2 separate regions of the Homo sapiens genome follow, and region 1 is linked to region 2. The links are chromatin contacts, found by Hi-C or POLR2A ChIA-PET in ENCODE. All regions are on one chromosome and are shown on one strand. Each heading gives the region's core, a stretch centred on a gene start or an enhancer-like site at or near the end of the contact. The rest is flanking DNA. Distances are from core to core; before and after follow the strand shown. Region 1 overlaps DDX10 (DEAD-box helicase 10). Region 2 overlaps DDX10 (DEAD-box helicase 10).

Region 1 (6,834 bases), core at 2,888-5,387, 160 kb after region 2:
AAAATATCTTTTAATGACTATAATGAATTAATATTGGAATTCAGTAAAAGTAGAAAATTGTCCATTTTTTTCTGCTGTGATTAAAATGACTAAATGGAAAACCCCAGCATGGTTATGTTTGCTTTAGTAGAAAGGATTTTTCTGATGTGAATATGTCGAAGTTATTCTTTGCAACTTTGAAGTGCCATTTTCAGACACTGATGTGTTGGAGGAAGATCAGTTGTTGAATAATTACAACAAAAATTTGCATGGCTTTTAAATATGGTCAATTATCTGTTTCTTCTGCACAGAAGACTGGCAAAATTAATTGAGTAATGTTGTAAAATGCTGTCAGAAAAAAAAATGCTATCAGGATGAAAAGACCTGTATGGTAGCAGATTATAATGATGAAAGAATTGGCAACATTTGTCTAAAACATATTGATACGGATACAAATACTATGTACGAACCTACAAAGTGAAGTCAATGTTCCAGTGGAGGAGTATGAAGTGTAGTGGTGTGCTAGATTTGAGAGAGTGAGGACTTCGGCTCCCCAGGCCCAGTTTAGTCCCAAGTCCATCACTTACTATGTGTGACATCAGGCAAGTTACTTAGTTACTTTGATCTTCCATTTTTCATCTATAGAATGGGAATAGTAATACCTTTATAAGTTCTGTTACATAGATTTAAAAAGATAACCAAATTGTTATATGAAATGCATAGCACATTGTTGATACTTAATAATTCTGAACTACTTCTGTTGGTAAGAAAATAACAGTAATGTGCTAATGGACAAAGAAATTTTTATGAAAGTACAATTTTATTCCTCTCTGTAGTTCCTTGATATATAGCTATAGTCTTAATGTAAGCAACAAAACACTCAAAAGTCATTGTGATCTTCGTAGAATAACATAAAATATAGTTATATTCCATTTTAGTGTCTAACACAGGAAAACTGCATGGGGGGTGGGGTGGAAAGAGAAGGGAGATAAAGCTACAAATACATGTATCCACAAGCTAAAGCCAGCTCAAATGAAGTGTTAGTTATGATCAGTTATATCATATTTTTTCTTTAATCTTGTTTTGCTTCTTTCATATATTTTGTAGTCTGCTAATCCTCAAAATCAGTAATTGGTGCCAACTTAATTTAGGCACAGATTGTTTAGAAACTGCCATCCATTAACTTATTTTTCCCCAAAAGTTGGGGAAGCATTGAGATTATTTTAATTTCGTGGCAGAACGTCTCTTATAATCTCATTAGAGAACCAATTCAGGGATAAAGTTTGATAATCACTATTGCATTAATTGGCTGCTTGCTAAAATAATACTAGTTATTATTTTCTTCTGTTTTTAAAGTCACATCTGTTAATGTTTAACCCCTGAATGTTAACATTTTTATTTTTATTAGAATGTATCGCAAAAAGCACTAGATTTGGCACATGAAGACCCGGGTTTGAGATCAGTCATTTTCTAAAGAAGCTCTTTGATAATAAGCAAGCCAAAAGCTTTCTGAGTTTTTCTTTTTTCTCCTTTCCATTTCCTTCCATTGAACTTGTTTCTAGAAATTCCAAGTAATCTCTAGAATGTGTCTCTTGTATAATTGTACATTATGTTTTACCTGTCCTGTTAGTGTGTGTTTTATTTGAAAGTCAGTACTAACCATTGCATAGCCAGAGTAAGTGATATAGAACTGGGATTTGATTCCAGATCTGTCTGACACATTCTTAATGATTCATGAATACTTGTGCCAATCCCATAGTAGTAGTCAGTAAATATTTGTTGAAAAATGAATGTCATATATTAGTTAGCTTTAGGAAATAAAACTGTAATGAATGTGTAGTCTGTTTTATACCTAATTATATGCTGCTAATTTTTCTCCTCTTCCTTGTCTCCAGGAGAAAAGACTGAAAGAAAGGGAAGCCAGAAGAGAAGCCAACAAGAGACAAGCAAAGGTAAGGGTTTATATACATTTATTTTTCCAAGCTCTATTAAGGTAGAATGGACAAAAGCATTTTATATTTTGGCAAGAACAATGCTTATAATGTTAAAATGGAATTTAAATCCTCTTCTTTTCAACATGGATTTTATATATTATTTGTATATCATGATATTCCAATTGGATTCAAGCCCATGTGGCCTTCTATTCACTTTCTTGTATTCCTCTGGTGCAGGACGAAAAATCCCTAAGATAATTTGTTACTGGGCTTGGCCCCATTTACTCCACCACTTTTTTCCATATATTTTGCATCTATTAAATACAAAAGGCAGTTGACTCTGTGGGCCAGGCCTGATAGGATTTTCATCTGTATCATCTTCAGGTAGACAGCCTGTGTGAACCCAACCTCATAACAGGTAACTCTGAAAGCATCAGTTCAGCTCTTAGAATCTAGGAGAAAAGCATTCTGTATCTCCCACTTTTACTATATTCTGTAACAGATACTTTTCAGCAAATACATATGTACAGTTTTCCTCAAGTATGTATGTACAATTATAAACACTGTCCATGTGCAGCCATGATTTTTATCTAATGTGTTTGTCACTGAGAAGTGTTCAGCTTCTGCATTCTGAGAACATTTAGTAGAAATGATTTCCTAGAACTAGGGCCCAATAACATATGTCATTTCTCATGCTGTATCTCATTGTGCTGTTTCTGACTAGCCATGATTTCTTCTTGGCAGTTAGCAAAGCTCCAACTCCCTTGAGGAAGCCTATAATATTCTTCGTCATTTTTTTTCCATGCTGGCCATAGCACTTAAGAGAGCAAGTCAGAGATGATAACTCATGCTATAGTTCTGAAGTGGGAAGCAATTATTTAATACTGAATATAAGCAGAAAAGACTGCTTATATTAAATATAAGCAGTATTAAATATCACTCTGTCTTCAAAGGTGCCCAAAAACGAGAGCTCCAGTGTGTGCAGCCTGACTGCTAAATAAGGTGGAGGCTTCTGCATATGCTTTAACGTGCAGGCGTGAAACACCATGGCAGAACCACCACTAGATCTCAGAGGCTGTAGTGGGAAAGATTTAAATTTAACAAGAAAATCTTAAATCTAATAAAAGCATTTGATATTTATGAATATTGCATGTTCAGCATAAAATAAGCCCATTTTATTTCACTAAGAAGCTCTCATTTCTGCATATATAAATGTAAAATGAAAGATATAATCTAGAGCCAAAGAAAGCCCTGTTACTGTATTTCCTTTGTGTTTATTCATGCATATTTGTATATATATTACTAAATATGGTTTATTTTTTATACTTATTGATGGTGTATGCTCGATTTTTTTTTTTCATAATGGTTTAAGCTGTAAGAAGTTGCTATCACCCTTGAGCTATCCTCCTGGAAACCTCTTCTTTTATTCCCCCATAAATTGGTGTGTATATTTGGTTTTAATACTGTGTCTGCTGGGGAAATGAAAAAATGATAAAGTTGTCACAATCAGGCATTTTCACTGGGGGTTGATCTCTGAAGTGAACTCCTTATGCCAAACTCTTCCTTCCATTTCCCACTCCCCTTCTGTGTTTGTCCTGTGTGTTTGTTTCCTGACATCTAAAAAAGGAGGAAGATTTTTCTTGTCAAGGGAAGGTCTCATTTCTATGTAACCACTAAGCATCGGACTAAGAACAGAAAGAAGAGCTGACATGGCTTTGCAGCTCAGCCAGGAGCTTTAAATAGACAGAGGCTGTGTTTTATTATTGCTCTGAATAGTTTAGCTACCTCCATTTCACAGCCCTTTTCTGAGTGCTCAGAGATGGTAGCCCTTTTGTAAGAGTGATATTACCAGAGGGATCAGTGGCTGGTCTGCAGCCAGGACTCAAACATTCCTCAAGACACTGAGGACTGCCTGCAGTGACAGGTTCAGGCTGACTGACAGAGCCCAAGGAATGAGCTCAAACCAACCTTTTGCACCCAACTTCCTTTCAAATGAAAGTGACAGGGGTTGAAGGCTCTCATGGCTTTTGAGGTACCTTTTGGAAGCAGACCCAGAAGAGATTATTTGGAAACACTTGGTAAAGGGGTGATGGCACAAATTTCTGTGATATGTAAGGAGAAATATTATGTAAATTATCAGGTTTCTCTCAGTGCATGTGCTTTAAATGACAGATGTGACTTAGTTTTTGAGTAAACTTTGTCTTCTCGTTGATCCTCTTATGTAAACCTAATCATTGTGTTACTTAGGATATTGCCTTCTGAATCACTTTAGTCAGATTCCAGGTAGAGCTTCCCTTTGATCCCTGAACCTACAAGCTATCCAGAAGATATTTTAATGGTCAAAGAAGGTGGTACTTGCAGACTTAATTTACCAGGAAATGTAGTCATAGCTGTTTATAGCTATTTTAAGCAATCACTGCATAGAAACTGAAAGTGTAAGAAAGGGAGGACTCACGTAGCTGTCTTTCTACCTTGTTTTGTGTTTCATGCAGCAAACATCATTTTATTATACAAGGAAGGATATAAAGGACACAGTATTTTTTTTTTAATTTTGGGGAAAGTGCTTGAATGAAGTTTCATGGAATTATCTTTATTTCCCAGAAAAGAGAAAACTTAATGATAATGTGAATTTTCAATTTTAGAAATGAATCTTCTCTGGCATATTGAAAGTACTTCTAAGAAAAATTGCTTTAAAGTGTGAGTAGGATAAACTAAAGTTGGAATGGACCTCTCAGGAATCTGATATGACTTTTTGTTAAAAGATAGATCTAAGTTCTGCCTAGTTATATTATGTGCAGAATTGGGAATGGAAGATAAATACGAAGCTGAAACTGTTACGAAGGTTTGCTGGGTACCTAATAGTGGTTTGGGAAATATAGGTCTTTTGGGTATCAAAACTTTCTTTAGCAGAGAAGTACTTGAATTGCACAATAGAATTGTTTTTACTTTAGCTAACAAGATGTCGTATATTCTTATGACCTACAGATTTTAAACTAAGATCTAGAAAAATACTTGTAGCAATGATCAATAGACCACATTGCTTTTTGAGTTCAGGTAGGTTACATAATCCTGGAATACAGCTTTACCTCATTATCTAGCTAAATTTCCTTTTGCTTTGAGGGTCACAAGTGCTAGTAGGAATCCCTGGTCGCTGGAATGATTTTGTATAAATGTAAGGAAAAGGAACAACAGTGCTGAAACTTGAGGAAATAGATCCTCAGCAATATCTCACTACTGTGCTGCTTTTGAAAAGAAAGTGTGATTTTTATTTATTTATTTATTTTTTAAGATGGAGTCTCGCTCTGTCACCGAGGCTGGAGTGCAGTGACGCGATCTTGGCCCACTGCAACCTCCGCCTCCCAGGTTCAAGCGATTCTCCTGCCTCAGCCTCCCGAGTAGCTGGGACTACACGCATGTGCCACCACGCCCAGCTAATTTTTTGTATTTTTAGTAGAGACAGAGTTTCACTGCATTAGCCAGGATGGTCTTGATCTCCTGACCCCGTGATCCACCCTCCTCGGCCTCCCAAAGTGCTGGGATTATGGATGTGAGCCACTGCAACTGGCCAAAAGTATGATTTATTAAACAAAAGTCTGAGGCTGATGAAATTGAACACTGACTATGAAGGAACAAAGAGTAGGAAAGAGCTCAAACACTTAAAATAGTTAAAAGTTGCTTTGACTATATTAAAAATGATGATTATAGTTCGTATTTTTAAGGTGTGGGGAAAATATGTCATACATTTTGAGGTTGAAGTTTTATAGATGTACATTTTCACTTGTTTTTATTTTTTGGTTTGTACTGTGTTTTTATTTATACTTAACAAATAGTGGTTTTAGGTAATAGTTTCTTGAATACCTAAGGTAATCTCTGTACAACAGAAAAGTAGTGTTGAAGTTAGAGCTCTCAGAATAGGAGGTCTGAAGAAGTAGTAGTTAATTAATTTTAAAACTCTAGGCCGGGCATGGTGGCTCATGCGTGTAATCCCAGCACTTTGGGAGGCCGAGATGGGTGGATCACCTGCGGTGAGGGGTTCAAGACCAGCCTGGCCAACATGGCAAAACCCTGTCTCTACTAAAAATACAGAAATTAGCCAGGCATGGTGGTACCCGTCTATAATCCCAGCATACTCGGGAGGGTGAGGCAGAAGAATCACTTTAACCTGGGAGGTGGAGGCTGCAGTGAGCCGAGATTACGCCACTGCAGTCCAGCCTGGGTGACAGAGCGAGACTCTGTCTCAAACAAAACAAACAAACAAAAAAAACCACCAAAAAAAACAAAAAACAAAAAACAAAACAAAAAAAAAACCTTAAAAAACTAATGGACTTGAGAGATGCCCTGGACTGACTTTTTAATCTACTGGTCTTCAATGACTTTTTCTCTGACTCAACAGTAGTTTCATAAAGCAAAGCTAACTTTATTCATTTGATATTTTGTTCTTCCTACTTTTTTGGTGCTAAAATATCCTTTCATTTATGAAATAATACTGATAATTTTTTAAAAAGTCTTATTATTTGACAAAGTAAAAACCCATTTCACCACTTTAAAATCTTTTTTGAGCTTTTTCTGATCCATGAAATTGAAGAGCGAGTGTGGCAGCCACTGATCTACTCCAATGGTTTTCAGTATTATATTGAGTGACCTATGGACTCTCCTCTCCACCCCCCACCACCCCCGCGTGAGAATATTATTTGGGCAAGGCTCTAGGGTTCCATTTAGTCCTCATCCAGACCAGCTCAACTTTATTTTCCTCTTTACATTTTGAACTTCCAGGGAATATTTTATTTGAAATATTGTTTTCCTTAAATGTATACATACATAGCTACATAGCTAATACTTTTAAAGTACCCAAATAAGTTAGGGCTGAAAGCAAGTGAATGACTTGCCTAATGTCATAGCTTCTTTGGTGGCAGAACTGGTA
Region 2 (6,403 bases), core at 507-3,006:
TAAAAGTTTAAAGATATGAAAACAATTCCCATTTCTTTGAAAATTGGAAACTTGTTTATAGATACTGAACTCATTTAACAAGAAAAATCAGTGAAGTCCATGTTTTCATCATTCTAATTTTTATCTGATAAATAACTACATTTAGCGTAGTTAAATTTATTTTCAAAACCTGCTTTGTTGATTATACAACTCCTGGCTTTGTGGGAATGGGACGGGGATGGACGTAACTAGAGAGGAAAACTAGACTTAGGAACAAAGGGTGAGAATAAATAGGTGATAATTTGAATCCTTCAGTCACTTAATTTTATTGTATTGTTAATTACAGCAAATTTGAAGCATAAACAAAAGCTGAATATGTTTAATCTACCCTCATATACCCAGCTTTAACAATTATCTTTTTCATAATCCTCCCCCTGTCCCTCTTGGAGTACTCTAAAGCATATCTCAGATGCCATATTTATTAGTATAGGCTGGAGTACAGTAGCATGATCATAGCTCACTACAGCCTCGATCTACCAGGCTCAAGTGATACTCCCACCTCAGCTTCCCCAGCAGCTGGGACTACAGGCATGCGCCATGCCTGACTAGTTTTTATTTTACTTAATTTTTTATTATGCTTTAAGTTCTGGGGTACATGTACAGATTGTGCAGGTTTGTTACATAGGTATACATGTGCCATGGTGGTTTGCTGCATCCATCAACCCGTCATCTACATTAGGTATTTCTCCTAATGCTATCCCTCCCCTAGTCCCCCACCTCCAGACAGGCCCCAGTGTGTGATGTTCCTCTCCCTGTGTCCACTCTTCAACTCCCACTTATGAGTGAGAACATGCAGTGTTTGGGTTTCTGTTCCCGTTGGTTTGCTGAGAATGATGGTTTCCAGCTTTGTCCATGTCCCCATTAGAAGTGGTGCTTTCGGGTTATTAAATATTAGGGTATTTCACTGTTTGTCCGACACAAAGCAATCTGTCTCTTCCGTGTCAGATACGAAGTAATCTTCATATTCAAACAGTCATTAATTTTAGTTCATTTTGTCAAGAGAAATGTTTACTATCTCTTGGTTCATGCAATTAATTTTATTTTTAATAGAGTTCATAGATGATATCCATCAGTTTGATGTGATGAAAAGTCCTGGCAAGCAATATTTTAAGATAAAAATAGTGCAGCAGGGCAGATCTTGCAACCAGTTTCTTAACTTCACATCCCTTCTCTGTAGATTTCCCGGCCGTGAATTGGGTTCTTCAGTTTGATTGTCCTGAGGATGCCAACACATATATTCACAGAGCAGGTAGAACTGCCAGGTAGGTGTACTGACTAATTTCTTTTCTTTTGCTACTATCTAAATAACAAAGCATGCTTTTCCAACTGCAGATAAACGAAGAAAGGAATCAGGTAAGTGAGTGCTGGTTTGGCATTTTGTGGTGTGAGTTGACAGCTACTGTAAATCATTATGGCTAAGACTTGATTAGTGCTGCAAAAAATCCATAAAAATCTTATTTTAGTTTGTTTAAACTTTCTTGTACTTTACTTTTCAGCAAAACTGCTCATTGAAAGTCATCTCATTGAATCCTAATGACCTGTCAGTTAGGTCTAGGACTGCAGTAGTCCTCACTTATCCTCAGGGGTTATGTTCCAAGGTCCCAGTGGATGCCTGAAATCTCAGTACCAAACCCAATATATGCTATGTTTTTTCAGTCTAGTAACTGAGACAGCTAAGTAACAAGTGGGTGGGGTCTTAAGCGTGCATATGCTGGACAAAGGGATGATTCACATTGTGGGCAGGACACAGTGGGATGGTGTGACATTTTATCAGGCTACTCAGAAGGGTGAGCAATTTAAAACTTATGAATTGTTTATTTCTGGAATTTTCCATTTAATATATTTAATATTTTTTGGGCCTTGGTTGACTGGGGGTAACTGAAACCACAGAAAGCGAAACCACAGATAGAGGGGGGACTACTTACTGTATTATTAAATCCCTATTTTCAGGTGAGGAAACTGAATCTTTGAGCAGTTAAACAATTTGTTCAAAGATCCACAGAGCCAGGATTTGAACCCAGGCAGTCTGGCTTATCTAGTCTAGATCTTGTGCTCTTACCTTCTAAAGTATAGGCTAATAAGAGGCTAAGTGATTTGGAATCATAGATATCTCTTTTTCCTTTCTTCCTAGTTCAGGAAACAGAGACATTGCTGAAGACCACTCCCTATCTCTCCTTCTTCCTATACTCCCCACTTCCTCCCAAAAGTATCCTATGTTTGCTCAAGAGGTATGAGGAACTGTCTAGAAAAGAATGTAGTAGGCTGGGCATGGTGGCTCATGCCTGTAATCCCAGCCCTTTGGGAGGCCGAGGTGGGCGGATCACGAGGTCAGGAGTTCAAGACCAGCCTGAGCAACATGGTGAAACCCTGTCTCTACTACAAATACAAAAAAATCAGCCAGGAGTGGTGGTGTGCGCCTGTAGTCTCAGCTCCTTGGGAGGCTGAGGCAGGAGAATCACGTGAACCCGGGAGGCGGAGGTTGCAGTGAGCCGAGATCGCACCACTGCATTCCAGCCTGGGCGACAGAGTGATGCTCTGTCTCAAAAACAACAAAACAAAACAAATAAAAAAAAACCATAGTAAAGTCAGTCATTTGGAATTAAGTGGCATAGAAAGGTATATGAATGAATCAAAAAGGATTACACAATCTGTCATTGCTGTTAAGCTGTAGCAGCAAAGCTGGGAGGTATACATTCTTGGTGGAATTGTAAATGGTTAACATTTTTCTGGATAGCATATGGTAATACTTATTAACAACCTTACAGTTCTTGTTTTTGTCTTAGTAATTCCACATCCAGAAATGGATCTTAAGAAAATAGAGAGCTGAATAAAGTTTCAATGTACATTTGTCTTGCTGATGTTTGTAGTGTTTAAGAATTGGAATTTATTATGATCTTTAGATTATGATTATGGTTAGCCACAGATGGACTATTTATTCAGTTTTACATTTTTGCTCTGTTTTCTTTCTCATCAAAACTGGATGATTGGGTATTTATCATATGGATTCCAGGATTGGTCTAACTGGACCAATGGTTGCTTCCAATTTCATGCCACAAACTCTTCTCAAAACTTTCCCAGGGATGTGAGGATCTTTAGGCCCGAGCACAGACTGTCCTGTTTGGCAGGCTTGCTTTACCACCTGCCCTGTGTCCACTTCAGCAAGTGGCCCCAAGTATGAAAGTGTACGCTATCCCTTGCTTACCTAGGAAGTCCCCTTGGCGTTTAGTTCTTTTAGATTTCTATACATTTATATTTTTTGGGTAGCTTTGAAGAAAATTTTTTTGTTTTTGTTTTTATGTGGTCACTTTTTGTTTCAGCTGAAGTGAAGGTTTTTATGTCTTTTTATAGCCTAGCAAGAAATAGATCTTCTTAAAATTCTATTTAATTTTCATAAGATGTTTGAATGTATGAGTGTTTAAGTGTTTTTTTTTTTTGTTTTTTTTGATTGATTCATGTTTATCCTGTGGGCCATCTTTAAACGTGGTTTATAATAAAAATGCACTCAAATTAAATGTGCTTCTTTTGACCAGCATGAAAGAAGGGAGAGAACAGTATAATAATGAAAGACTATTTAAAAATAGGATTTATGAATTAGTGGGTTCAAAAATAAGTCTTTTAATTGCAATTAATGATGTAGTTTTAAACAAGCAATGCAGTTAGGATTAGGTTTTGTATATGATACTGTACATTTAGACAAACTTGTTTTTAGAACTTTCTTTCTTCTTGGAACTAACTAAAATGGGACATGGGTAGAATAGTTGCCTGTTCTCCATTTTTATGAGGGGGTAGATGGTGCCTCATTGGTCTTTAATGTATTGAGTACATGGTTTTTGTTTTGTTCTGTTTTGTTTTTTTTGAGACAGAGTGTCGCTCTGTCACCCAGGCTGGAGTGCAGTGGCACAATCTCAGCTCACTGCAACCTCCGCCTCCCGGGTTCAAGTGATTCTCCTGCCTCAGCCTCCCAAGTAGCTGGGACTATAGGCGCGTGCCACCACACCTGCCTAATTTTTGTATTTTTAGTAGAGATGGCGTTTCACCATGTTGGCCAGGTTGGTTTTGAACTCCTGACCTCAAGTGATCCGCCCGCCTCAGCCTCCCAAAGTGTTGGGATTACAGGTGTGAGCCACAGTGCCCGGCGAGTACCTGTTTTGATTGTCATTCATAGTGAGTATTTTGGAAAGTCATCAGTGGTGGTTGGTGGAATGACCTTCTCCACTGTTATTCTCCTCAGTAAATGTGTAGTTGTGTAAATTTTTACATGTACCTGTGCACATATCTGCATTCTGTGCTCCTGTGGGCCTCTGGATAGGCAGGGTTGGATATGGTATCTCACAAGTGCATTGGGCCAGGGGTGTAGGCGCTTTTTATTTTTATTTTTTCTTTTCCTTTTCGATATCTTTAATATAGTGTATTCTTTAATGTGATTATTTTCATATGTATTACATTCTTTTTAGATGTGCCAGTGGTATTGATGGGGACAGGGCAGACTGATTCATAAATAGAATACATTTAGCAGTAAAATTCTCCCTATATGAAGATTATTGGACATGTCAATATAAATCAGGAAAAGATTCTAGAGGGGGGAATATTTCAAGGTTCTTGGTTCCTAGAGAAGTTGTTGAAAATTTTATGTAGTTGAACATGCCGTGGTGAACATTAAATTGGGTCTTAATGACTGAGGAGATGAAGAGGAGTTAGAACAACATCACATTATTGTGTCTGAAGAGAGAGAATACTAATCTGAAAAAAATGTTTTAATGTAATTTTTAGTATGGTCGTTAACTTTTAAAGCACAAGCCTGTTTGACCTTTTGTAACCAATTAAAAGTATTTTTACTTGACTATTTTAGATGTATAGTATGTGGAAAGGTTTAGCATATATAATGCTTTTTTTTTTTTTTTTTTCTGGCAGTTTAAAACTTGCCAATAATGGGCTTAAAGATAATTAGAAAGTTTTGTGGGCCATGAGACTGAATAATTGAATTGAATAAAGGCTAAATTAAAATTAGAATCTAATTAAAATCCTGTGTATTTGGCTGTAATTAAGACCAAGTTGCCAGATAGTGTTTGCTTTTGCAATTGAACTATAATATATCGATATAGGAAAACAAATTCATTAGCAAAATAGCTAAGATTTGGGGAATCTTTTTTTCTTTCCATATTTTAGCTAAAAAAGTGATTTGGGTACTTTTGTCTTGAAGTACCTAATTCTGTATTAATTAATTTTACCTTTCTAAATTCCTTTTGATCTATAGCAGTTGAGAAATTTCCCTGTATTTTCCTTAACCAGCACACCCCTTTTAACAAAATGATCTCCTTTAGAGATAAGTGAGGCCAGGTATATGAATATAGTTTTATAATGCTCTATCCTGTGATACATTCTGTCACTTTAAAAAGCAATTCTCTTTAGGGCTTATAGTTCTTTTGGTACAAAACCAAGCTCTTCCAGTTTTTATAAAAATGTCCAGTTGAAAGTAGAAAATATTTGGGAATGGAAAATAGACATCAGATATTCTCAACTTTAAAAAATGTTTTTATTTGGGGAGGGTAGGGGAGGGTTGTGGGTAGAAGATGGGCATTTATATATAACTATTTTTTTCCCCCAGAATAGTAGAAGATAAAATAATTTCAGCAATATTCTAATTTAGCCTTATGTGCCTGGCTACATTTTGTGGCGCTCAGAAATTCTGTAACATAAGGAGCAGAATGTGATTCCACTAGGGGACAGCAGAGGCCAAACCTTAGCATTGCACACTCACTGGCAGCAGCTTAGATCTTAGAAAAGAGGAAGATGGCCACTAGTTAAAATCTGTAATAACTTCTGAAGAGTTCATGGCTGGTTGTGGGAGAATACTGGTACTTTATGGAATAGCTAATGAGAATTTTTTAATAGTGTCTTTAATTGGTTTGTGAATTGAAATAATAAAAGTAAAAAGACAGTTTTCATGAGCATTAACTTTCCAAGGCTTACCATGTGTACCTTAGATATAAGATAGGAGCAATCTTTGTTAGTGAAAATGATTTCTTTAATTCCTTTAGCTTACATTTGTGAAGGTCTGCAGTCTGCTCCTCGTAGATAGTGGCTGATGCTTCTTTACGTGACCTGCTTTTGTTGGTATCTATGATTTAAAGGTTGCATAAAAGGTCACAGCAAATTTATTTTGCATCTTGAAGCAATGAGGAGCTGGGGGAGAGTATAGCCAGTATGGCTGTAGGAGTAGATAAGGAGGGCTGATATTTCTTAGGAGTCTATTTCCCAGGTACCCTTGGGAGTATTTCTTAGGAGTCTGTTTCCCAGGCACCCCTTAGGAATAGGGGTGCCCCCACTTTATTCTCCTGTCTAGTCAATACAGCAGGCACAGTGT

The links. A loop is a pair of places that touch in the nucleus more often than their neighbours do. ChIA-PET counts read pairs that join two places held with the same protein, here RNA polymerase II (POLR2A). Pooled maps may share reads with other maps.
Region 1: a loop to region 2 is called in a map with no recorded cell type, with 2.4 times the contacts of the local background. The contact joins two enhancer-like sites. A Hi-C loop is called at or near these places in 4 of 168 maps with a recorded cell type or tissue (colonic mucosa, heart left ventricle and heart right ventricle), 4 of 37 single-sample maps with no recorded cell type and 9 of 50 pooled maps. POLR2A ChIA-PET finds 5 or more read pairs at or near these places in 2 of 52 experiments (activated CD4-positive, alpha-beta T cell and activated naive CD4-positive, alpha-beta T cell).

What each region holds. Positions count from the first base shown.
Region 1 is chr11:108,850,279-108,857,112 of GRCh38, forward strand. It overlaps DDX10 (DEAD-box helicase 10), which reads left to right. Exons shown (of 18, transcript NM_004398.4): 16 at 1,875-1,931. Among named protein-coding and RNA genes, the nearest start is that of DDX10, 190 kb to the left of the region's middle. Within about 2 kb of position 4,138, at least 6 of the 41 ENCODE cell types and tissues checked have a DNase peak (open chromatin) inside an H3K27ac peak, as active enhancers do.
Region 2 is chr11:108,692,300-108,698,702 of GRCh38, forward strand. DDX10 (DEAD-box helicase 10) reads left to right here. Exons shown (of 18, transcript NM_004398.4): 9 at 1,217-1,301. Among named protein-coding and RNA genes, the nearest start is that of DDX10, 30 kb to the left of the region's middle. Within about 2 kb of position 1,757, at least 2 of the 41 ENCODE cell types and tissues checked have a DNase peak (open chromatin) inside an H3K27ac peak, as active enhancers do.